Linked DNA regions of Homo sapiens: all the other regions are linked to region 3. The links are chromatin loops, found by intact Hi-C in ENCODE. Cell type or tissue: gastrocnemius medialis. All regions are shown on one strand. Region 1 overlaps XIRP2 (xin actin binding repeat containing 2). Region 2 holds the start of B3GALT1 (beta-1,3-galactosyltransferase 1). Region 3 overlaps STK39 (serine/threonine kinase 39).

What was found. A loop is a pair of places that touch in the nucleus more often than their neighbours do. Peaks named below come from ENCODE experiments on the same cell type or tissue, not always from the same donor. Only the 100,000 strongest peaks of a DNase experiment are listed, where the experiment ranks them.
Region 1: it touches region 3 in a loop (6-fold over the local background); 7 of 110 quality-filtered maps call a loop at or near these places.
Region 2: it touches region 3 in a loop (5-fold over the local background); 13 of 110 quality-filtered maps call a loop at or near these places.

What each region holds. Positions count from the first base shown.
Region 1 is chr2:167,128,433-167,136,432 of GRCh38, reverse strand. It overlaps XIRP2 (xin actin binding repeat containing 2), which reads right to left. Exons shown (of 11, transcript NM_152381.6): 3 at 371-524. All of the region lies in intron 1 of XIRP2-AS1 (XIRP2 antisense RNA 1), which reads left to right. Among named protein-coding and RNA genes, the nearest start is that of XIRP2-AS1, 8.5 kb to the left of the region's middle. In gastrocnemius medialis, no CTCF peak of the experiment used is centred here; no DNase peak of the experiment used is centred here; H3K27ac peaks cover 1,819 bases.
Region 2 is chr2:167,287,831-167,295,830 of GRCh38, reverse strand. B3GALT1 (beta-1,3-galactosyltransferase 1) reads right to left here and starts at 2,830. Exons shown (of 5, transcript NM_020981.4): 1 at 2,497-2,830. RefSeq lists enhancers at 1,110-1,722, 2,951-3,564 and a silencer at 2,666-2,715. In gastrocnemius medialis, CTCF peaks have their summits at 3,013 and 3,213; DNase peaks (open chromatin) are centred at 2,870 and 3,290; H3K4me3 peaks cover 3,182 bases; H3K27ac peaks cover 774 bases; H3K27me3 peaks cover 2,305 bases.
Region 3 is chr2:168,114,069-168,122,068 of GRCh38, reverse strand. All of the region lies in intron 10 of STK39 (serine/threonine kinase 39), which reads left to right. Among named protein-coding and RNA genes, the nearest start is that of STK39, 130 kb to the left of the region's middle. RefSeq lists an enhancer at 5,168-5,707. In gastrocnemius medialis, CTCF peaks have their summits at 2,133, 2,333 (motif pointing right) and 3,211 (motif pointing right); a DNase peak (open chromatin) is centred at 7,288; H3K27ac peaks cover 2,513 bases.

The DNA.
Region 1 (8,000 bases), 990 kb after region 3:
ACTCCTAGTTTATTCTTTTGTTACCCACAGACAGAAAGACAAGTATGTTTTCCTTTTATTTTCACAAAAGTTAAAGTCAGATTATGGTCAAGTGCATTGTTTCAAACCTCTAATACTGAAAATGCTTGTTGTACTGGTTTATAGTCAATTAAAATATATTCTATTTAGTTTTAAAAATCTAATTAAAATATAATAAGGATAGAAGCATTTATAAACACCTCTATTTTTCCTAAATTGTATTTCCTAAACTATATGCAGTCATTATTTTCCTTACTAATTTTTAAACAAACCCCTCATATATTTTATTTATTAACCACTCATGTTGTACAAGGTATGATGTCAAGAAAGCATATCAAAATGTTATGCTAACCTTCAAAGATGCGGCTGTGACCACTTTCAGGTGACATCTTGTCAAAAGATGTTTCCTTGCCTTTCTTGTCTGAATCTTTCACAGAATCCTCCAGCTGGCTCCCAGGGTGACTCTTAAAAGCTGGCGAGCACAAACTTCGCTCAATTTCCACTTCCTGTTACAAGACATTAAAGGGTTGTATGTTAAAAGCTATCAGTAGGAAACAGATGTGTTTTTTAGGGGGGTTAGAAGGCAGAAATGAAAGAGGGAGGGATTTCTGTCATGAGGGATGTTTTCAATATGCTTCAGGTAAAATGTTGATAACTTTGCCAAGAACTGCAAACATATATCTGAACGCTTAGTTTACTTTTCTGCCACTGGTTCCACTTCTGAATTAGCCTTCCTTTCATGTGTGTGTGTTTTTTTCTCTCATAAAAGAGAGAGAGTGGAAATAAGGGTCACAATACAACATAATATATGTTAATGGATGCAACTTTCTAGGCCTGAGAAATGTTGATGAGGGACTTTCAAAAAATGGCAATGTAAAAACATTATATGCTGAAGACAGAAGGAAATGAGTTTAATGTCATGTTCACCCTGTAATGATAACCTTAGCAATTATAGAGTTCCCAAATTACAAGCCCATTCAGCCAGCATACATTGAATACAGTTTTTCGATTCATAAAGATTATGAAATTACTTCTTCAGATAGTAATTTAAAGGTGAAGAGATAAAAGATTCCCAAAGAAAGGAAATATAAAGGATATTTCCAACATAGAAAGTCTAGCATTCCTTATTGTATAGGCCAATAAGGAATATACAGATTCCTTATTGTATAGGCCAAGTAATGTAATCAAATAAAACAAACCAGCCAAGTAGACTAAATATTTTGAATAAAAACATTGCAAAAAGTAAGTAAATGACTCAAGACAGTTCAAGAAGCAAAAGTCTAGTTTTAAATATGTCAAGTAATATGTTGAAAATGTTTTCAACAGCTACACATAAGTTAAAGATTTTCATACAGGAGGTCACACAGTAGTCTTCCCTGTAACTGTAGGTTTGGTTTCTGCAGTTTTATTTACCTGCGGTCCACAATATGAAATGAAAAATTCCAGAAATAAACCATTCATAAATTTTAAATTGCATGCTGATCTGAGGATCACTCCATCTGCCCAGGACGTGAATCATCAGTTTGTTTGTCCATACTACCCACCGTGATTCACTTAGAAGCTGTCTTGGTTATCAGATGGACTATCGTAGTATTGCAGTGCTTGTGGTCAAATCACTCTTATTTAACTTTTATTACAGCATAGTGTTTTAGTTAGTCTATTTTATTATGAGTTATTGTTGTGAATCTCTTACTGTGCTGAATTTAAAAGTTAAACTTTATTATAGGTATACATATATTTAGGAAAAGACAGAGTATATGTAGGGTTCGGTACTATATGTGGTTTTAGGCATCCACTAAGGGCCTTGTAACATGACCCCCATGGATAAGAAGGCACTATTGTATTTCTCTAAGCAGCCATTCAGATAATGATGTCAGTAATTGTTTTTCACTTTTGTTACCTCTTAAGTACACAGACATGAGTGAGTCAAGTTTGAGAGACAGCTAAAAGCTTCGAAACATTCTTAGAGTAGATACATTTTCTATGTCTTTGCTATGGTTAGAAAAGAAAAGCTTTTCAATTTATATATAATATATACACACATGTAAATATATATATACATACATCACATGTACATAACAAGTATATATGAAGATATATACACACACGTAAATATATATATACATATATCACATGTACATAAGTATATGTGAAGATATATATTCACACAAATATATAATATACATATACACATGAATATACATGAATATATATTCATATATATGAATATATTCACTATGTATATGTGTGTACATACATTTATTACAAATGTGTGTATATACACATATATACACATATATATAAAATCACTAGAAATATTGTTATCTGGTAATCATATCATCTTTGGATACTCCCAAAATATATGATGTATGCTGTCTTCATTAGAGTGAACTTTAACTGAAGCTAAAAACAATTGCAGGAGAAAAATAGAGAAAAAGAACTTGTCATTTTTTTCAGGGCATTCCCTTTAACATGTGTTTCCAACTATTACAAAAAATCCATATGTTCATAACTTGTAGTGAGGTATCATGCTGTTGAGACACAGTGTCAGACATGCCATTACATGTGGCACGAGTATAACATCCTTATCTCAGTTCATTCTGGTGTCCTCTCCACTGTCCTGGAAGGTGACTGCTATGACATGAACGCAGTATGTTTGCTTGTTTTGTTTCAGCAATTTAATCCAACTGCTAGCATTGGCAAAAACAAGATGAGATAAATAGAAGGTGCAGATCCCTACAAAGTTGTGATTTTTGTTAGGAAAATTTATGTTTTGGTAAAAGGTGGAATACTGAACATGGTCCATGGACTCAGACTGATGATATTAAGGAATAATTTCTGTTTCATATACCTACATGGAAATGTGATTTGATTAAATTTCAGCTGGTGATGACATTAACTTATACTATATTGGTATTCTCATTTTGGAATTCACAAGTATCAAGAGTGCATCTTGTACGGAGGCAGTAAGGAACAATCTACATGTGAATGTAGTGGACTTATTTTCAAGCCCTAGTCATCACATCAAAGTCATTCTGAGGCAAGCTCTTCAGGGCCTGGCAAGGGGTAAGGAGGCAGCTGTGTAGAGATGTAAAAGAGCTTCTTGGATGAGGCTGAATTGAGCTGTCTCCAATCAAAGCAGTGATCTGCTTTAATCTCTCGTAATCTGTTTTATACACTGTGCTTCCACAAAAGATTTACTTTGAGTAAAAATCTAGAAGCTTAAACAAATGCGTACAATACCACTTTAGAAGGAACAAATGCAGCATTTCACAATAAGAAAGTTGGATTCAAGCCCTCCCTTGGCTACTAATAAGCTTTGTGGCCTTGATTAAGTCACTTGCCATTTCTAGGACTAAGTTTTCTCAAATGTTCTTGGAAGAGATTTAGTCATTGAACACCTAATGTTCAACAACCAACTACTGGTGGTATAATTTTATTTAAAATAAAATAAAGAAATGTTTTTCACCTTTTGTGGCTTCCAGTCTAGAGAAGGAGGCAAATAGTAACGAAGCCCAGGAGTCAGTATTAAACATGCAACTCTAATGCTGAGTGTCTTAATGGGGGAATTAACTCAGTGAGAGAGAGCCCTGTATAGGGCTCTCCCAGGGAAACGACCTTCAGCTGATATTTGAAGAATGAATGGGGCTTAACTACGTGAAGAGCTTTCCAGGTGAAGACAATATGTGCAAATGTCCTGGACTGGGAGGGAGGACAGAGGATAGAGTAGGTGGGAGCAGGGAGGCTGAAAGGAAACACGTGGTGCTGGATGGCCTGCAGAGGCAGGCCGGGAGCAGATCACAAAGGCCTGCAGCACCATATTTGCTTTGTCTTAGCTCAATGGGAAGTTATTGAATGTTTTTAAGTGTGTGTGTGTGTGTGTGTGTGTGTGTGTGTGTGTGTATACACATGCACACATGACATAATCAGGTCTGCCATGTGAAAAGCGCAGTCTAACTCCAGAACAGGATTTCTAAATCTTGTCACTGTTAATATTTTGAACCAGATAATTCTTTGTTATTAGAGCCTTATTCTGTGCAGGTAGGATGTTTGGCAGCCTTCCTGGTCTCTACCCACTAGATGCCAGGAGCATTTGTCCCTAGCTCTGGAGTCATAACTATTAAAAGTGTGTTCGCACATTGCAAAATCTCATGTGGGGAGCAAAGTCACTGCTGGTAAAGAGCCACTACTCCAGACTGGGTTAGAGTAGAAGGTTACAATACATGTGGAAAGAGCAGTTAGTATAGCAGTACTGCAGGCAAGTGATGATGATCTTAAAGAAAGAATGATGATGGAGATGGCCAGAAGTGAACCAAGTTGAAAGCCATTTAGGAGATACAACTTTCAAAGCTTGGTCATGGATTGAATCGGAAGTTTGAGAAGGATAGAGAGAGGAGGGGAGAGAGAGAATGAGAGAGAGAGGGAGTGAGAATGGGAGAGAATTTAATTTTTCTCTATGGCATGCACAACAAAATGGATTGTGAAGCTATTAAATGATGTCAAAATATCAGATAAAAGCTGGTTTGAGGGAGATGATAGATCATGAGTTGGGTAGCAAGATGTCCAAAAGGCAGTTGGATGTGTAGCCCTGGAGCTTAGAGGAGAGGTCCAAACTGAACAACTAATTTAAGTCATCTGCCTTCCGTGGTAATTGAAACAACAGGCTTGAATGAACTTGCTTAGGGGGAGAGTATATAAAGTGTGATGGAGAGTGAGTCCAGAACCAAGCCTTGAAAAATGCCAACATTAAATGGATGGCAGAGGAGAAAAATCAGAAGGAAAGAACATCTTTGACAATATTGAACTTGTATTGAAAGTATTAATTTGAAAAGGACTTAAATATATCTTTTGAGTTGAGCAACATGGATGTCAACAGTTGAGCAAAATTGCTTCCTTGGAAGTACAAAGGTTGGAAGGCAATTTGAAGTGGGTGAGAGAGTGACTGGGAGATGGTGAATGGAGCTCACTTACTGAACATTTCAATGTTAATGTGGATGGGAGGAATAGAGCAGTAACTTGAGAGAGATGTGTTTTGTTTGTTTTAAAGGAAGAGTTTTGCATATGTTGAAAAGCTAACTCAAATTATTTAATGAGATAGAGGTGCTGACTATATAGAAGAGAGCAATAACAATCAGTGAAGGAAAATTCCTGAGAAGGGCAAGAGGATGGAACCCAAAGCATGGGTAGAAATATAGCCCGAAGGTAGCATAACAGAAAGCGTTCCTGTTCTCACTGAGGGGAAGGAGGGTCAAATTAATGTAGATATAAGTGATTTGCAAGCTTGGTAGCTTGAAGATAAGAACCCAGGCAGAAGTTGTCTATTTTCTCTGTTATGATGCAAAGTCTAATGAACATAGGGGTATCTGAAGAGAATGAAGAAAGTTTACCTTAATTGATGGGGGGAATGGAGGAAGAGAGATGACTAAAGATGACTGTGGCAGTGCAGCACTGGGGGCCCATTTGAAGTTGGTAATATTAACTCTGCAGGGCTACCAATAGGGCCTGTTAAGTTACATAGTTACTTACGAATTCAGAAAACTCTCCATAGTTCTAGTTTGGGCAATGAGAAAGTATATAGCTGACTTCAGCCAGGGAGCGGTTTTGTGAGGAAAAATATAAATAAAATTTCTATTGCAGAGTGGGGTTAGGGCAGGGAGAGACCAGGTACAGGAAATTTAGGTCGCCACCAAGAGATCTAAGAGAGCGATTGAAATGATACACTGTGCAATGTAAGTTGGATTAAAAGGAAAGAAAGAAAAGAAAGGGTAAACTGGAAGACAGATAAAGGGTCAGCAGACTGGAGATCTTGGTGAAACTAAAGAACCCTTTTAGTGTGAATACTTGGCAAAGCAAATTGTAAAGAGTGGTGACTGGGGCCACTGAGATGTTTGCTTTAGTTTGTAGGGAGTAGGGTAACTTGTTAGGATCCAGCGGTGACCAAAAAATGAAAGCTAGGGTAGGGGGAAAGTTATTAAATAGGAGGAAACCTAGGAACTCAGAGGCCATGATGGTGTCCCAGGAAAATGGAAGGACTTGAAGGCAGAGAAAAGCTGTAAGTTGTGTATCAATGTCCTTGTAAACGAGGGAAACCATTGAATTTAATAAATAACAGTCATGATGGTTGGTGGTTGGTGGGGAAGGTGCAGCTGACTGAATGAGTCTCAGATGAGCAGGGGTTTTTTTTAAAGAAAAAGTAGGAGAGGAGTGATTAGGAAGAATGGTCTCCAGGTACATGGAGACAATTCAGGGACACTGGTGATTTCAGGGGAGGGCCATGTTTCTGTTAAAGCAAGAAGGTGACAGAAGTATTTGGAGAAGAGGTGGAGGGTAGAGAAGTCATTGCTGATTATGGAGAGGCAGTTCCAGAGGTACTGGTGGAGTCTCTCGCTTAAATAATATGTAAATAAGTAAAATCTCTCAGTGAGGTCTATTATCTTTACTAGTTTTATGACTCTTCAAAACGAGGAAAGCAATTGAAAATAAGGGAAACAAACTTGAAAGAGAGCAAGATAATTTTTCTTTTCTTTTCTTTTTTTTTTTTTTTTGAGACTGAGTTTTTCACTCTTGCTCAGGCTGGAGTGCAATGGCGCGATCTCAGCTCACCACAATCTCTGCCTCCCAGGTTCAAGTGATTCTCCTGCCTCAGCTTCCTGAGTAGCTGGGATTACAGGCATGCGCCACCACGCCTGCCTAATTTTATATTTTCAGTAGAGACAGGGTTTCTCCATGTTGTTCAGGCTGTTCTCGAACTCCCAACCTCAGGTGATCCACTTGCCTCGGCCTCCCAAAGTGCTGGGATTACAGGATAATTTTTCTTTCTTACTTATATATATTTATTGCTTTAACATATGTATAATTATAATCTTAGAAGATAAAATATTTTTTAAGATGTGAGAATGAAAAATGCCAAGTCTTTAATACAACCCAATGTCTATTTCACAAGAGACATGGAGCTGTAGAGTCCCCTAAAATAATAAGAACATCTTACCAGGCATTTGAAAAGAAAGCAGGTTGCCCTACTGCTTTATATATTTTCCTCTCAGTGTGGATCCGTGAGTGAAGAGGTCCCCAGGAAAATATAAAATGATAAAAAGAAAATATTTAGATTTGTCTACATTTAAAATGCTGAGCTAGCTCGTGTACACTCCCAGACTCAGTGGGTTCTTACCTTTAGAGAAATAAAAATATTAATAGAAGCATAAAGAAGTTTTACACAGACATAAAGAGAAGAGCAAAAATAAAGGAAAATTACCAAAATATAAAAGACCAGAGAAGAAACCTTGTATGAATTCTGCTGTGTTACTGTCCCATCTGGTCTTTGAACTTTTATTTTTATTTTTTCAGAAGTCCTTTCCTGGAAGACTGTACCTTCTCCCACTATGTATTAAAAATATTTCTTCCCTCATGACCTAACTCAGTGCAGTCTCCTCCAGGAAGCCCCTTCAATCATTATATTCTATACTCATCTTTCACTCATTCAAAATATTTTTGAATAATTAATCTATCTCAAGAAATGTTTTAGGCACCATAACTACAAAAATGATTAAGATGCAAGTTGGGTCCTCAAGAAGCTCATAGTGTAATGGCAGGGAAAGATACATCAAGTGAGTATTGTAACAAAAAAGAGTGTGATAATAAAGAAATGTAGGTGTCCTGGACACTACAGATGGAGGATTCTGGGGAGATGTGGTCAGAGAAAGCTTCCTGAATTTGATTCTGTAGGTAACAAGAACTCTTGCAAGTGAATTAAGTGGGGGTGGCGGGATTAGATTTGTGCTTTAGATACATATATCTGTCAGCTGTGTGAAAAACAGATCATACAGTTGCCTCTCAATATCCAAGGGGGGATTGGCTCCAGGACCGCCCCGGATACCAAAACCCATACACGTTCAAGTCTCATAGTGAGCCCTGTGGAATGTGTAGATATGAAGTCAGCTTTCCATATTCACGGGTTTCCCAGCTCGCCAACACTGTATTTCCCG
Region 2 (8,000 bases), 830 kb after region 3:
AAAGATTTCCTCCAAGTAAAAGTTCCATACACACACACACACACACACACACACACACACACGTACACACACAACCTTAAAATGAGCACAAAGGCTCTTAATTCCATTTTAAGACTTGTGGCTTACTCCAATACATAATGCAGTGGATATATAAAATGTTACTTGATGTCAAGGTGAAAAAGCACTTTCTTAGCCAAGTCGTTAAAATTTTCCTTAGAAGTTCCATTTTTAGTACTGGCTGTTACTGATAGCTTAGTTTTAATTGAAGTTTATTTTAAAATTGTTAATTAATAAGTATAACACACTTTAATCCTATTTCCCCCATATTAACCTATGAGGAAAACAAAAAGTTTTACCAGCACATAGTATTGCATAAAAGAAACACAAAACTAACATAAACTGCTTAGCCTGTTTTAGTAACCTTAACAAAGTCCTGAAGGTTTCAATAACTAAAATATTGCAATATTAATCACCTGGAAGCAGGTAAATTTTGTATAGAACAACCACCACAAACTATATACTTTCTTTAATCATATCAGAAAACCACACTTTTAAGCCAGACATGATGAATGCTAAGAAGAAAATACTTAGCACCAATTTTTTACTAGTCCAAATGCAGTATGTGTGACTAAAATCATAATAAAAAAATCCATTTACAGCACAACAATTAAGTGATGAAAACCATGAGACCATCCTTGGACCCAAAACTAACATCACTACTAGTTTATCGTAAGTTATTCATCTGCTTTAAAATAACTTAGTTGTTAAATTGGGAGAAAATAGAATCTTTACAATGAAAAATAACTATCGAAAAATGCCTGACATATTTGGACAGCTCCCTCCTGATTTTCTATAGCATTTCTATTACGTGCCTTACTTTCATTTTCTCTGGTTTACCAAATCAGAAATGAGCCCAATCAAAGTGGTTTCTGCGGTTTGGTTTTGGGTATTTTTGTTGTGTTGTGATTTGTTTTGTTTTGGGACAAAAGATCCCTCTAGTGAAAGAGATTACGGAGCTACATAACAAGAAAAATGCTGTCCCCAGTTCAAGATCCGCCTCCCTGTATTGAGCCAATTTTTGTTTTACCAAAGCTGGCAGGCAGGGAGCTGATGTTCCACCTCCATTCCCTGCTGCAACCCCAACGCCAGTCAAGTACCGGAGCCTCGCCCCATCTGAGACAGTGGGGAGAGCTCCTTAGTATTGAGGTATTTCAAGAACTTTCCTAAGCAGATACTCCCACGGAGACAAGGAGCCACATAGAAAACAATCGCCAAGAGTAAGTTTGTGCGTCCTGAGCAGGGATGGAGAACCCACTGCACTGAACTACGGAGATTCGGATCTGGCCCAGTAGCACCATCCATTTGCAGCAGCGCAAAGAATTCGCCTTCTGCGGAAGGCTTTGCAGCACGGGTGGAACTCTCAACAGCTTTATCAAATAAGATAATCTAATATGAAACAAAAACGCTCTGGAGGCAGCTGGGTACCCTAACCTGGTTACTCTGCGTGGTTAACGTGTCCTAGGTCTGATGGACCAGACCCCAGCGGGCCTGAACTTTGTCGGAAAGCGGAGCCGCCAGGCATTTGGCAGCTGCCAGAGGCGCACCAGGCCGGGTCTCAACCTGGGAGGTCAGCGGGCCAAAGCGGCCTGGGGAGGCAGTGGCCCCACCTGGACGCCGGGCCGTCGGGCGTCGGAGCCCCGCTCTGCCTCCACCAAGCTGTCCCGCTGCGCCCTACGCCGCCACCAGGCAGGAGGAGCCGCTACCAGTACCTCAGAGTGGGACTCTCCATCCTCAAGTCTGCGCTCCAGAAAAGTGTAGCAAGCCTCCCACGCGGGGCTTCAGACACCTAAAAGTCGCCACTCCCCCAAGAGTAACCTCCACCCCCACCCCCACCCCCAACTTCTCTTTCCTCCTTTTCTTCAGCAATGTGGACCAACAGTTACTTTTCCCTCTCTTCCCTTCCCCTCCGAAGTCCCCGGGGCAAAGTGGGACTTTGGGGAGCCTCGTGGAACGCGCCTCTCCCCTGGCGCGCCAGGTCCACAGCTCCTTTTAATCACCGCAATAAAGTTCAATTTGCTCGGCTCTTTACGAGCCACGGTGGACTTTCCCGTGCGCTCCGTGCGTTCTACCTCCCGCCGAGCCAACAGCATCCTACTCACTCCAGCCCAGCTTGGGTCCTTGAAGGACGTCGGGCCACGCAGAGGGGACCCACTGTTCTCGCTGCAAAGTGCCCCAAGCCGCGCGCGCGCACACACGCATCCACATCCACACTCACACAATGCCATCCCCGCGCTGTCAAAGTCTGTGAGCGCGGAAGGGAGAACGCACCAGCTGGAGCCGCACGGGCGCGGGCAGTAGCACAGCCCAGCGTCGGGACACGCAGTCCGGGTCCCAACACCTTCGTCGGGATGCCCCGGCCACCACGCGCCTCGTAACCCCCAAAGACCACGCCAGCCGTCCCGGGGGCGTCGCGGGCGCTGCCGGACAGAACCTTACCCGCGGGGCGCGTGGTCTCCGGCCGCTGGGCTGGCGCGCGGGCCACAGGGACGCTGCAGCCAGGGTCCCGAAGATGCTGCTGCTCCGCTGCCGCTGCCCCGATCCCCGGCGCCAGCATCACTTCTCTGCCGCCCCCGCCTCCTCGTGCTCCGCTCTCTCGGCCGCCCCTCCCCGGCGGCCGCCTGCAAGACCGGCAGCGCCGGCGGCGCGGCGGGGTGGGCAGCAGCAGAGGCGGCGGCGGCGCCCGCGCGAGCTCGCCCAGCTGCACTAGCCGAGCAGCCGCGGCGGCAGCCGAAGCACCCGAGCCCGGCTGCGCTTCCCCGGCGATGGCTCTGGCCTCGGCGACTGACAACGCCCGGCAGCCAATCGCTGCCTCGCCCCGCTCGGCGGGGGGAGACCAATCAGAGCGGAAGGCCCAAGGTTTTCCTCCGCCTTTGCTCAGCGGGCTTGTTTCCGGGAGAGGCAGCGACGCTGCTGGGGTTTGGGATGGGGGAGGCGCGGGAGGGGCGCAGGATGGGGGACTCGTGGCCCCGGAGCCTTAGGTGAGGAGGGAAAGCCGGGCCCGCAGGGGTGGGCCTGGGGCGCTTTCTGACCGCCAGGAGCCCGCGGCTTGGCAGGAAAGGGCGCCGCGGGGTGACTTTGTCCCCAGAGCCTCGTCCCTGCGGTTCAGCGTCTTGGCATCGCTGGGGCGAGGGGGGAGCGGGGAGGGGTCGCGGGACCCGAGTACGAACGGCGCGGCTGGAGAGCGAATCCCAGGAGGTGGTCGCCGCCTTGAAGGAATCACGCGAACAGTCACCAGACAGCGCCCCCGTCCTTCTCCCTTTGGCAGCTGAAAAGAGTACTACTTCTTAGGCTTCGAACCACTCCTCATAGTAATCAGCCACGAAGTGTCCCCAGCTAGCAAAGAGGCACACGGAGAAATGTCGGAGTTGTAGGCAGAGTGGACCTTCCCCGTCTTCCCTCCAAATAAACGCCCCTCACCTCCCCACCCCAAACGCAACAAACAAACAAACAAAAAACCTTGAGAATGGGGAAAGATAATTTAAGCAGCCACCCTAATTGGTTGGCTTCCTTTTTTTCCTTTTTCTTTGGATAATCAAGTCTGAATGTTCTAATAGTTTTTTTTAATGTGTGTTTGACTCAAACACTAGCGAAGTAATGTTATTTAGCAATAAAAGAAAAAGAAAACAAAAGCCACAAAATGTTTTTCTGCACCACTCTCCCCTAAATTGTAATGATCTTCCCTTATGGAACATTTTTAGTTTCTTTAGTACAAATATGTCTGAATGGCTCAGAGTTCTACCAATAAGTTTATATTACAATGTTCTAGTAAAAAAAAAAAAAAAAGTTGTACATGAAGGTTGTAATAAGCTTGGGACCTTCCCAAAGTGACCCTCTGATAAATAGTCATACCCACCTCACAACGTTGTTGTGAGGGTCAAAAATCAAGTGTGTATATCAGCTACATAGTTGACAAATTGCTGGAATTCAATGTGTCTTAGCTATGATGCTGAAGCTCTTCTTGCTAATTGTATTTTTAAGGGATCCTTTTTGTTTGCAATAATAATCACCCTTTTCTTCACTTACCTTACTCTTTAAAAACTCCATATATCCTGTGATCACCAAAACAAACCCTGTCTAAATTTTATTAGCATTATGAGGAAAATTTGATTGCAAAATAGATGTGTATTGCCATCTTTTAGTACTATAGAAATTATGTGCATATCATCACTGTTTTTTCCAATTCTCTTATGCCTTCCTCCCCTTCAGTAATTTGACCAATGTAGTTTGGGAGCCAGATGATCTCTTCTTAAAAGAACTGGCTGTGCTAATAGATAAGTTCATTTTTTTAAAGGCTAAAAACAGAGAATATGGACCACACCACACTAGATTTTTAATCTAGAGAGGGGTTTTTGTTGTTGTTTTGTTTTCAGAAATTGTATATGTAGTTCTTTATTATTGTGCAATGACATAAAATCAGCACCCTAATTGACTATATGAGGTAATAAAGGGGAAAAATGAATAATAAAGGAATAAAAGAGTGAAGCTGAAATCTGGGAGAGAAAGAAAAATATATTTATTCAAAAATATATTTTATTCATGGGGAGGAGCTGATATTTGCAAAATGTAGAAATCTTAAAACTTAAATCTCAAAATCAAAATTAAAATGCAATGACAGTTTAGAAATATGCCTGATAAAAGGTAAGTTTTGAATGATTTTCCATTAAAAGCTAATTTTGACTTTAGAATGTTGTAAGCTATGTGGAAACTTGCAGAAATGTGCTTGCACAAGTATCAATATGATTTTTCTAACCATTCTCCCATGCCCTGCCAATTATGCTATTTTCCAGTATTTTATATCATCTTTCCATGTTATTCAATATTTTGCAACAGTTATCCTTGAAAATACATGGGTCCTATGTACCGTGTTTTTAGAGATTAAGACAATTAAATGACTATCCTACAGAAGCAAAAAAGCTAAAGAAAATCAACAGTCTGCATACAGATATAACACTAATATCTCATATCACTATTGCTACCATATCACTAATGCTGTATAAGCAGCTCTGAGAAAAAACACTTCATAATTAACAACGTACTAATGGTGAAAACCATGAAATATTTAAAATCAGTAAAGATGAAAAACCAAGACAAAATTTTTAAAGTATCTGAAAAGATTGCATGTTAAGTAGGTTTTCATGCATTATTATGAATTTCATGGGATATATTGGACAGAAAGTCCAGTGTTACTTAATTATATGACTGTTTAATAAGAAAATTTAATAACTTTTTTTGGCCTACGGATATGTCTGTTTTTCTCCTTGTGCAATGAGAGAATTCATTCCACTTGTTAATAGTGACAGAAATTGGCTTGGTCAGTACCAGCAATAATGGTCAATAATGATTGACCTAATCCTGAAAGTATGTAAAATAACTTCATATTAATTGATGTGGAAAATCTATATTTATTAGGAATAGGAACTGAATACTTCATTGGGATCCATTATGACAAAAGTTACATCTAGCAGGCAGAAAATTAAATAGGAAGTGAGAGAAATTGGTCTAGTTCCAGCTCTGGTTATGTCTGGGTGAGTAATCATAGGTCGGTCACTTAAACTTTCCCAGTATTCCTTATATGTAAAGTAGAGATTAAAAACAAAATAAAACCTATAGCTGCCTTTCTTAGAGATGAGGATTAACTTATAATTGAAACTACAAGCCACAATGGACTCTTGCAGAAAAGCCCTTCTTAAAAGGTGAAGAATTGGAATTTAATGATAAATACTACCCTCTCTCAAATGTGAATTAGTTTAATTCTTACAATGGCACTGTTCATTATGGATATGTAATATCTATTTCTAAAGATGAACATATTAAGTTTCAAAGAGTTCCTTTACCAATTTTAGGATAAATTGACTATCAGTTACACTTTATTTGTTGATGTTGCCCAGCTTAGAATGTTTTTCCTTTAGTTCCTTCACTATGCCACTTCCAATATTATTAAAATATGCAAGTTTAATGGTTGGCATCTTAATTTAAATGAAGGGCAGACTTTTATGTTTTATTATTGGATGTAAATTACACCTGAAATAAAGCCTATTTCCCTAAATAATATAACTTGTTAGATAATTTCAAATACAGAACACCTCAATTATCATATTTAAAAACTATAAAACTTCTATAAAATAAATATTTGTGCTCATATTATAAGATTGCTACATTAGGTTTTCTTTGCATTGAAAGATTGAAGCAAAATCAAAACGAGAAGACAAGAATGAAAACTAACAGAATAGATTAGATTCTACTAAGTTAATCATAACTAGCATTTTTAAAAATATTCTTTATACCAGGACCTGTGTGTACACACACATCTCACACACACACACACACACACACACAAATATAAGTAAAAGAAGAAAATCATTCATCAAAATTTTGTAGGAAACAGGACTCCAAACAGGCAAGTGTTCAAATTCCTAGCCCTGTACTCTTACCACCACAACATACTCTTTGCTACTGAGATTTGAGAGTTATCAATAAAGAGGAAATCATTGAAACTAAGATAATGTAAAATATTTTGAAGGAAAGAGTATAGTAGGGCAACAAGCCTAGAAGATCATTTATAATTAAGAAAAAGTAAGGATAGTGTTTATTTTGGAGCGGGGGCGAAATTTGATCTGAAAATCAACTCTTGACTGTAAGTATTGACAAGAGATGGTGAGAATGGGTGAGAAGATCTTTGGTTTCCTTTAAAAAGAATTGTGGTAGGGCGATTAGGGTGACAACCATTTGATCCACGCAGAATGGGGAAAGGATAATTCAAGTGGGATATTTACATTAGAAAAGAGTTACGTTTCTTTACGTTCAATATTTTAAAATGGAGGTAGAGTCATGATTTATGCAGAAGGCTGTATAAAAAACTTGAATTGACATAGTTTCATAAAGTCTTAAATTATTGACAGTCTTTATTACTGTTATGTTTAAAACAAAAGCATGTTTAAAGATATGCAATCCTTCATTTGAGTGTTTGTTTATAATGTTATAGAAATCAAGTCATTACCAAAATTGCGGAAAAGATACCTCTTTACCTCATTAGATTCCATTTTCAATTTTTATAATTTAAAATTTGGTCATTTGCTTGAGTAAGAAAATCCAACGTCTATTAATAATGAATTTTTTTTTCTTTAAGCTGTGATTACTTAACAGCAGCTACATATGACATTGGTGCAGCATGACATGGAAAAGTAGAAGGAAGGCATATGCTTGTGTGTGTGTGTGTGTGTGTGTGTGTGTGTCGGGGAAGGGGGAGTAAGGAAGAAGTGAGAGGCAAGAAGGAGTAAGGAAGGAGAAAAGGAGCAGAGTTTTCAAGTTATTTGTAAAGCATTCTCTATGGCTTCATTAGTCAATACTAGGTTCTGAAGCCACTTAAAGCATAGGACACTATAAAATTAATTTTAAAAAATTAATGACTCCTGTATTACCATAACAGAATGCTATTTAAGTGTCTAGCATAGTGATAAGAGCTCAATAAATGTTTGGTCAAGGAAAAATGAATGTATAAATGTTACATGGGGTTTTGTGGGGAAGAGCAGGGAGAAATGATGCTAAAAGTTGAAACCAAACTATAATATTTAACATGAATTTTTGCAATTATGACTATTTTAACTTTACATAAGTTGAATTCTAACAGTAATTTTATTTTCTATGGTATCCCAGGATTGTTGTCCAGATTACACAGGCAAGAGCGTTCTTCCCTTAGACTGAATCTTCACTTTCTTTTAGCGTCCCAGACCCTCACTCAGTCTGGCTTTTAACAAATTCTCCAGGTGTTCTAGGGTGATTAGGAAGTGAGCCTAGAGAATAATCCTACTTGCCTCGGGAGAAAACTGCTAATAAAAGGTCAAAGCTGAGTTCCTAGGGACTGGAGCTATGGAAGCTAATAGCACGAATCATCATTAGCTTTTACTGATGCCAAGTCATGCAAGTCTGTGAAGTTCATACAG
Region 3 (8,000 bases):
CACATGTGCCCCTGAAACGAAAATAAAAATTTTACAAAAACCAAAACAATACAAACCACTTTGCTAGCAGATTTAGGCAGGAAGTGGAGGTGCACCTGCTGCCCCAGTCTCTATGCCTGGTCTGGAAACAGCAAGAGCTATATCTGTATCTTTTGTTGGGTGAGCTGCCTAATCTCTCTGAGCCTAACCTGTAAGGCAGAGCTGACAATACTTACATTGTGTTGCTGTGAGGATGAGAGATGATCTGTGCAGGATGTCTGGTGCCGTGTTTGACACATAGCAGGTGCTCAGTCAGCAGTGGCAGTGTGATTGTCATGTAAATAAGGAGAATGATTATTGTGGCTACGGAAGACTGGACATTTTAGAAGTATGTAGTGAAATCAGGAGTGAAGAGAGTGTCCTGTAGGTGGGGTGGGGTGCAGATGGGTATTGAAGGTTGTTTCTGCATTGCCGTTAATTTGGGTGAAATGGAGGAAAAGCCTATGGATGCCTACAGAAAGAAGGAAAATAATTACAGTAGTTAGTTCATTGCCATTGCCTATTCACCTGTCTTCATGTTTTCTTTTCCGATCCATCAAGGTGCTGGCAGTGGGTGAGAACCAGGGCTTTCTTTCACTACAGTAAACCCTCCCTGCCCTGAGAAGGGGCGTGTATGTGTGAAGAGCCTAAGAGTAGTGAGAATTAAATACAAACACAGCCAATATTCTTTCACAGCTTTCAGATCACTTTCATTTATGCTTCCATATTTGTCCCAAACAATTGTTCTTGAAGACAGGTAGAGCAGGTGTTACTGTCACACTTTACAGATGGAAATGTGAGAGGTGAAAAGGACCTGCCCAAAGTCACATGGCCAAATAAGCAGGAGTGAACTCCAGTTCTTATTCTCAATCTATGCTCTTTCCACCAAATCATACCTCAGAATGAAGAAGAAGAGAACGGAGAGGACAGGAAGGAAATATAGATGGAGAAGGTAGGCAGAGTTAAGTGGTGTACACAGGAAAATGGGAGCGTATTTGTCATTCTCAGAGTGAGTCGGCCACCATTTAAATTGTGTGAGGAGGATGTCTGTGCTATTCACAGGCACTAGGAGATGCTACAGGCACTAGGAGATGCTGCAGGCATCATTGCAGGAATCTGGGAAGTTTGCCAGGGTTCTAGCAAGTGTAGAGGGAAGGAGGTGACAAAAAGGCTTTGGAGATTATGTTGGGGAGAGAGATGGCTAGTGAGAGTTTGGTTAGCATCAACAGTTGTTAGATACCGTCAGAAGCTCAGCTTCTCACTCATGAAGTGGTAATGGTAATAATAGCTATGTTTGGGAGGACTAAATTAGGTAATACATAATATAATAGTGGTTGGGACAAAATAATAAGTGGCACAGGTTATAGCAAAATTTTTTAATAATCACATATATTGCTTTTATTACTATAGTTATTATAGTCCAGATTGTTTTTGTAACATTTATGATTGCTGCCACAGCTGTGGGCACCCCTGCTGCTGTTCCCATTTCTGCTGCTGCTAGAACAGCTGTTTCCATTACAACCACTGCTACCAGTAGTGGGCACTCAGGTGCACATGATACAAGGACATAGCACAGACAGTGAAACTCACCTTTCTGTGAAGAACGCACAAACGTCACAAGACATGCAAAACTCAAAGAGTAATAGAGAATAAGCGCTTTGGTATGTGGGCATAGCATCTGTGCTACAGCTACGGGAAAGGTCATGAAGCTGGTAGATGGGGGACATGTGAAGGGGGAAGAGAGAAAAACGATATTTATTGTGCACCTTTATGCATCCTGCTAGATGCTTACGTCACATTTATCTCAATTACTGCAGCCATACAACAATCAGTAAAGTTCTGAGTATAAGATATGTTAAATAGGTTAGGCCAGAGGATAAGATACATTAGACTATTAAGAATGATTTTTAAAAAGCTATAAATATTTTGAAATACCAACAGAAAAGGAAAAACCATCTATTAAAAGTGAGTTAAGCTATCCCTAAAGGGTTACAGGATTTTAAAATTGAGAACCACAAATATCTCCTAGTTTTCCATGCTTCTGTGTACAGGCCTGAAAATTAAGGCCTAAGGAGGTCGAGCCTTAACCAAGGCCAACTGCATCATCATGTCCTAACAGTCCAAAGCCAGTATCCCAGTTTGTTACCATTTAGTTTCTTCTTTTAGTCGATAAAGAGGGAAAATTACCCTGAGTTTCTACAGAATTGCTTTTTTCCCCTCCTGGAATCTTATAATTAACTTATAAAATATCGAAGGTTATGCATTATCATTAAAGCAGAGAAGAGAGAGTGATTTCAAATGCTTGATGGAATGATGTTAGTTTTGTTCCAAGTTTTCCCAGTAGAGGGCAGCAATGGGTTTTAAGTCTGTGCCATTGTGGAAAGCTAACTGAGCAAAAGTTTTGGCTTTGTCGAAGGCCTCAGACTTGGAGTTGAGGGATCAAAGGGGTGTTAGGTCCCTACTGAGCCATGAACAAGAGACACCTTAGTCAATTAGGGTGCTACTTTACTGGGCAGGAGATTGAAGGGTGATGGTTTAACGACTTTTCACTATTACTATTTTTAAGTTATATTTTCTATTAGCAAATCAAAGCAATCTACCATTTGCATTTTACATAATTCGTGTCAGAAACAAACATCTCAATTTTGAAGATGGGATTGGAGAGCTTCCAGTATTTTGTGGTCTCAAGCTATTTTTAGAAAATTCTTTGGTTTCTGCAGTTCTCCTTAGAGCTTGGTAAATACGGGTAGAAGAGAGTCAACATGTACAATAATAACAGTGAAGGAGAAGTGGACCCACTTCCGCAGTTACCGTGCATATTATGGGTTTAATATAAAATACTCCCAGTGATCCACATCGGCCTGAGTGCACATGTCCTCTCTCCACTTTGTGTTTCCTTTTCCCATCCTCTCGCTTAAAACCGACCATGTGCCTTGGGAATAAATCTCATTGAGGAACTCACATGCTCACAGGGAGGAGGGCAAGGGTGGTTGAGGATATTATTTTTCCTATTTTAGAGCTGAGAGAACAGTAGGCCAGAGAGGTTAAAGTTACTGATTTCACTGGGGCTGTTACAGGGACAGGCGTTCACAGAGTGTGAGCTCATTGGTGTTTTCACTGCTTTTTTATTTTAAATTCTTTGCTTTTTAGTTATTTGAGAACTGAGAGTTCCTTTGGTCAGAAAAGAGCTTTTGGTCACTAGGGGGTGCTATTAGAACAGTTCATTGACTAAGAATCTGGACAGGAATTGCTTACCAGTCTGTAAAAAGCCTTGCAGCCGTAGATTTTTTCCTTTTGCTCTGTGTCTGTGGCTTGACTGGTGTTCGCACTGGGGGTGAATTAGGCAGAGGTGAGGGTAGAGGAAAGAGCAAGGGGGAAAAGCATCTTACAGAGTTACTTTCAATTCATTTGGTGAATTGAGTTGTTGTTTTTTTTTTTTTTTTTTTTTGAAAGCATATGTTCTGGGAAAGTGACTCCTTTCTGGTTGCCTTTGACTGGGAGCTGAGAGGATCCACTCTGGAAATTGTAATTTGCTGATCCCCATTTAGGGAGAATGTCTTTATTTTTAGATTGATCTTGAAAGACAGTGAGCTGTGTAAACTTTCACAGACTTGGAGGTCCAGTTTTGGATATTTAGAAATAATGACACATACTCTGAAATTATTGTAAGAGATACTGTTTCTACAAATTTAGTTTGTAGAAAACTAATTGTTACTGGAAATCACATCCAGTTAGATTTGTGAGGTCTGGATAGTCTTCAAACATATTATGTGCTTCCTTTTTGCCTTTGGGAAATTTGCTAACTTTTCCCAAAAGCTTGCGTGCATGAGCTAGCTTTTCTGGAACTGAAGTGGCGTGTTACTTGCTGAGAGAAGCTCCCGACTGCCTCCTCCTCCTCCTCCATCTGTCCATGCAGTGCTCCCCGAGCATCCTGGTAACCTACTAGGTGCTGACCTTCCCTACGGTAGGTGGCCTTTATTCAGCCTCTCAGCTCCCTCTAATCCTAGTGTACCATTTCTTTCCTTTCTTCCGAAAGGAAAATAATTTGGCTAGAGTTGCGGAAAAACTAATATAAAATATTGTCAGTAAATGCCCTTTTGATCTTGTCAAAACTCTACTATAGTTGTACTGTCTTTTCTCCCTGATTGAAAACTCAATGGCTTCTTGTCATTAATAGGATAAGATACAAGTTCCCGCCACTTATAAGATGAGGTGCACATCACTTGGAGGTAAGGGATCACTCCAGGGTCCCATGGTCTATGTCTCCAGGCTTTCTCTCAGCCACGGGCCACCTCGGCCTTCAACACATCTTTACCAAATTAGATGTGTTTGGTAATTGTACTTTTCTACCAGTACACTCCTGAAATCCCCACATGCACCATGAAGGCCTCTCCCTACACTTGTATCTCTCCCAGCCTAGCATCTTTTCTGTGAAGCTTTCTGATACTACCCTCCCAGCACCCCAGGAGGTTCATCAGTCTGTTCTCTGTACTACTCCTTACCTTGAGCTTAAATATGTTGTTGCACTTGGTGTCATTTATAGCTTACTTTCTGCTAGTTTTACCTTCTGTAGCCTACTATCAATTCTTGTGGAGCATGGATGGTGTCCTTTTATCTCTGTGTTCTCAGTACCCAACATAGTATTTTGGTCAATTAGTAACTATTTTTCAAATTGAAGTTTAGCAAGCAAGATGGTGATGAGGATCGTCTTCATGGGAGCTGGTGTGAGAGTGCAAGGGGAGGTAGAGGAAATCTGCTTTTAGTTTTAAAGAAGAATAGTTAAGATATTTTTCAGCTGGTGCTGTATTCTTGTATTTGAAGTCTGGGACTCAGGGTTTAGCCGAACCTAAATTTAAAATCAACTTTGTTAGCACCAACTTGTTGAGAGTCTTGAGTGAGCCATTAACTTGATTCACCTTTGCCACATGATCATAGAATGGAATGGTTAGATATTATTAGGTAATAATTGTGAATTATGCACTTTGTATTATTTGACAACAAAAATGTAGTCCCTACCACTCAGCATATATTGACTATTGTCATTTTCTTCTCTGAGCCAGGATGCACATACGTTTTCCTGTTACCTGAAGCTGCATTTAATTAGGAAGATATTCCAAAAATAGCTTTAAATTAGGTTTTAGTACGCTCCACTTTTGGATTACCTTTTACTTATTTCCTCACTTAGGAGAAATAATTTAAACTTTTTATATCATGATCCTGCAAGTCTTTAAAATGAGTAAGATGTTTTGGAGTAGGGAAGGTGAAGGAAATGGAAAGTAATGGCACTTTTATGCATCACGGGGAAAGGAAGGGTTCTATCATCTGTGGGAGGAAGGCAAATGTTTGCCCCTCTGCCCTGGCCTCTTAGGTTGTGGTCATTCAATCACAGGGAATGTGGAGAGGCCAGCAGGGGGTGTGGTACATATGTTTGAGACATCATTGTTGGGGGTCGGGAGTCTGCTTGTTTTAGGCTAATCAAACTTGATTGACTTAACAAAGATTCAGGGCTCTATTTATTTTAAAAGGCCAGAAATACCTTGTTTTTAAAAATATATTTTTTTACTTTGAAATCCAGTAGTTCTAAAACAAATTAAAATTCAAGGGACTCGATTAAGGTTGCACTTTGATATAGAATTTTCTAAGCTTTCCATTGAATTACTTCTGACACATTCAAATACCGATTTAGAAGAGTGTCTAATGACTTTTAATTTTGTTCTTCACATATAGACATATACAAAATTAAGGCGCCCTTGTACAACTTTCACAGCAATCATAGAGCTGGGAAATGCAAACAGTAGCCTTTAATTTAACCCAGATTGAAAAGGCCAGTTGAAGTTGTTTTGGGTGAGGGGTGGGCTTTCTCTGTGACTTTGTGGAAAGCTGTGAGAGGCAGATGAAGGAGAGAAAGGCTCAGGAGTAGCTCTTGGTCAGGAAGCTGGGACCATAAAAATCTATGCTTGAAGGTTAAGACCAAGCTTTGGCTCTTGAGATAGACTCCAGCCAGCCCTGGCTCTACGACCCACTCATGGGGTAACCTTGAGTGGCAGCTGAGCTCCCCAGTGCCTTGTCTGTGACATGGAGACTGTTCAGTGGCTTCTTGTTCTTCTTGGGCAAAAACTAAAATCTTTAACCGGGGTTCCAGTGCTTCGCATGGTCTAGTCCCTTCTTCGCTCTTCAGCCTTGTCTTGCATTCTCCACCCTCAGTTCTCTATTGTCCACTTGCCCATAGCCCTTGTCCATGTTGCTCTTCCCCCTGGAAGTGTCAGCTCTTCTCATCCTGAGCAGACCTCAGTTTCAGCTCAAAGAGTCATTTCTCCAGAAAACAAAGTTGGAATCATGCCATATTTATTGTCCTGCAATCTACCTGCAATTTCATTTAAGATATACCTTTGGACATCTTTTTATGTCAACAAACATAGATTAGCGTAATCAAATGGCTGCATGAAATTCTGCAAGAATGACTATAATTAAGAATCAATTTTTTCTTGATAAATACTAGATTGTTGCCAATTTAGAAATCGTTAACCACACTGGGATGAACATCATTGTACTTGCATTATTACATAGATGTTACCTATTTTGTTAGTCTATTTCCTAGGAACAGGATTGCTTGGTCAAAGAGTATATGGTTTATAATTATTGACACATATCACCTTACATATGTTTAAAGTGGGAGGTGTTATGTTTCAAATCCCAGCCTGAGTCTCAGGTCCATCATCTGTAGAACATTACTTATGTATACACCCATGCACATGGGTGCATGCGTATATATGCTTAATTCAGTGCCTAGCATATGGTATTTAATATTATTTATTTTTGGCATTGGAATGTTATCCATGAACATTTACTTTATTTCATTTTTTTTCCTAGATCTACAGTTAGCTGTTTTGTAGAGAGAATTCCAGATCTTCTGGTGGTTCTGCAACCTTGAGACTTTCAGTACTTTAGGAGAGATTAGATTATACGAGGTACTTCAGGCTAATTGACCTAGAGCCTATTATGTAGATCCCAGCTTAGGGTCCTGAACTCTTGGGGCCATTAAAGTTAGTTAGGAGAGAGCCATTGGTAGTAAAACGTATTGAAGCCGTTTTGTTCTGCAGTCTGTTCTTGGACACAGACCGAGTGTGCAGTGTTACAAGGTGTTTTGCCCATTACTCTGTCACTGTAATCTCTTCTGTCCAGAACAAACAAGTGATAAACCAGCTGCCTGCCTGAAAGTAAGACCACGCCGTTTTCATCATCCCCTGGCTTCTGGTTGTAGATGCTTGTTATGAGGTCCGATGTCAGCCATTCATGCGGTGCCAGGTGTTGGTCATGACCAGTGCCTACACTCAAGGATAGCACTGCAGTTTCCATAATCCTATGATCTTAACCATTCATAACTTTTAGAGTTGAGAACCCTATTTTTCTTTTTTCCTGAACCATTGCATTGTTTTTAAAAAGAACGTATAACCTTGAGATTACAGCCTCACTGGCCCTGGGCTGGTTTTGAACCTCATGTAATCACATGGCTTCTCTGAGCCTCGATTTCCCCACCTTCCCAACCTCCAAGGGTTTTTATGAAGTTGAAATGTGACAGTTTATGTAAAACACTTATGCAGATTATAACAGAGATTCTAAAAATGCTTTTTTTGCCTTCTTCTCCCTTCCCTCATTGTGCGTCAGGGAACATTTTGTAAGGAAGGAGTTGTGTATTATACAAGTGAGCATAAGGAAGTATTTAAATGTCATGTGAGAATTGTCTTTTATTTTCTTAAGGAAATTATTGTCTAAGGTTAGTGAATTTCATCCTGCTCTTTCGTTCTTCCTTCCTGTCTCTGTAGAGCACAATAACCCAACAGCTACAACCTCATGCTTTAGATAAAACTGTTCTTGCTCTTCTGCCAACATACACAGTCCTAGAAGTTTCCTTAAGGACTCTGAATTACTGAAGCTTACTTGGAACTCTACCATTTATTTTTGTTTTAATTGTATGATTTCTG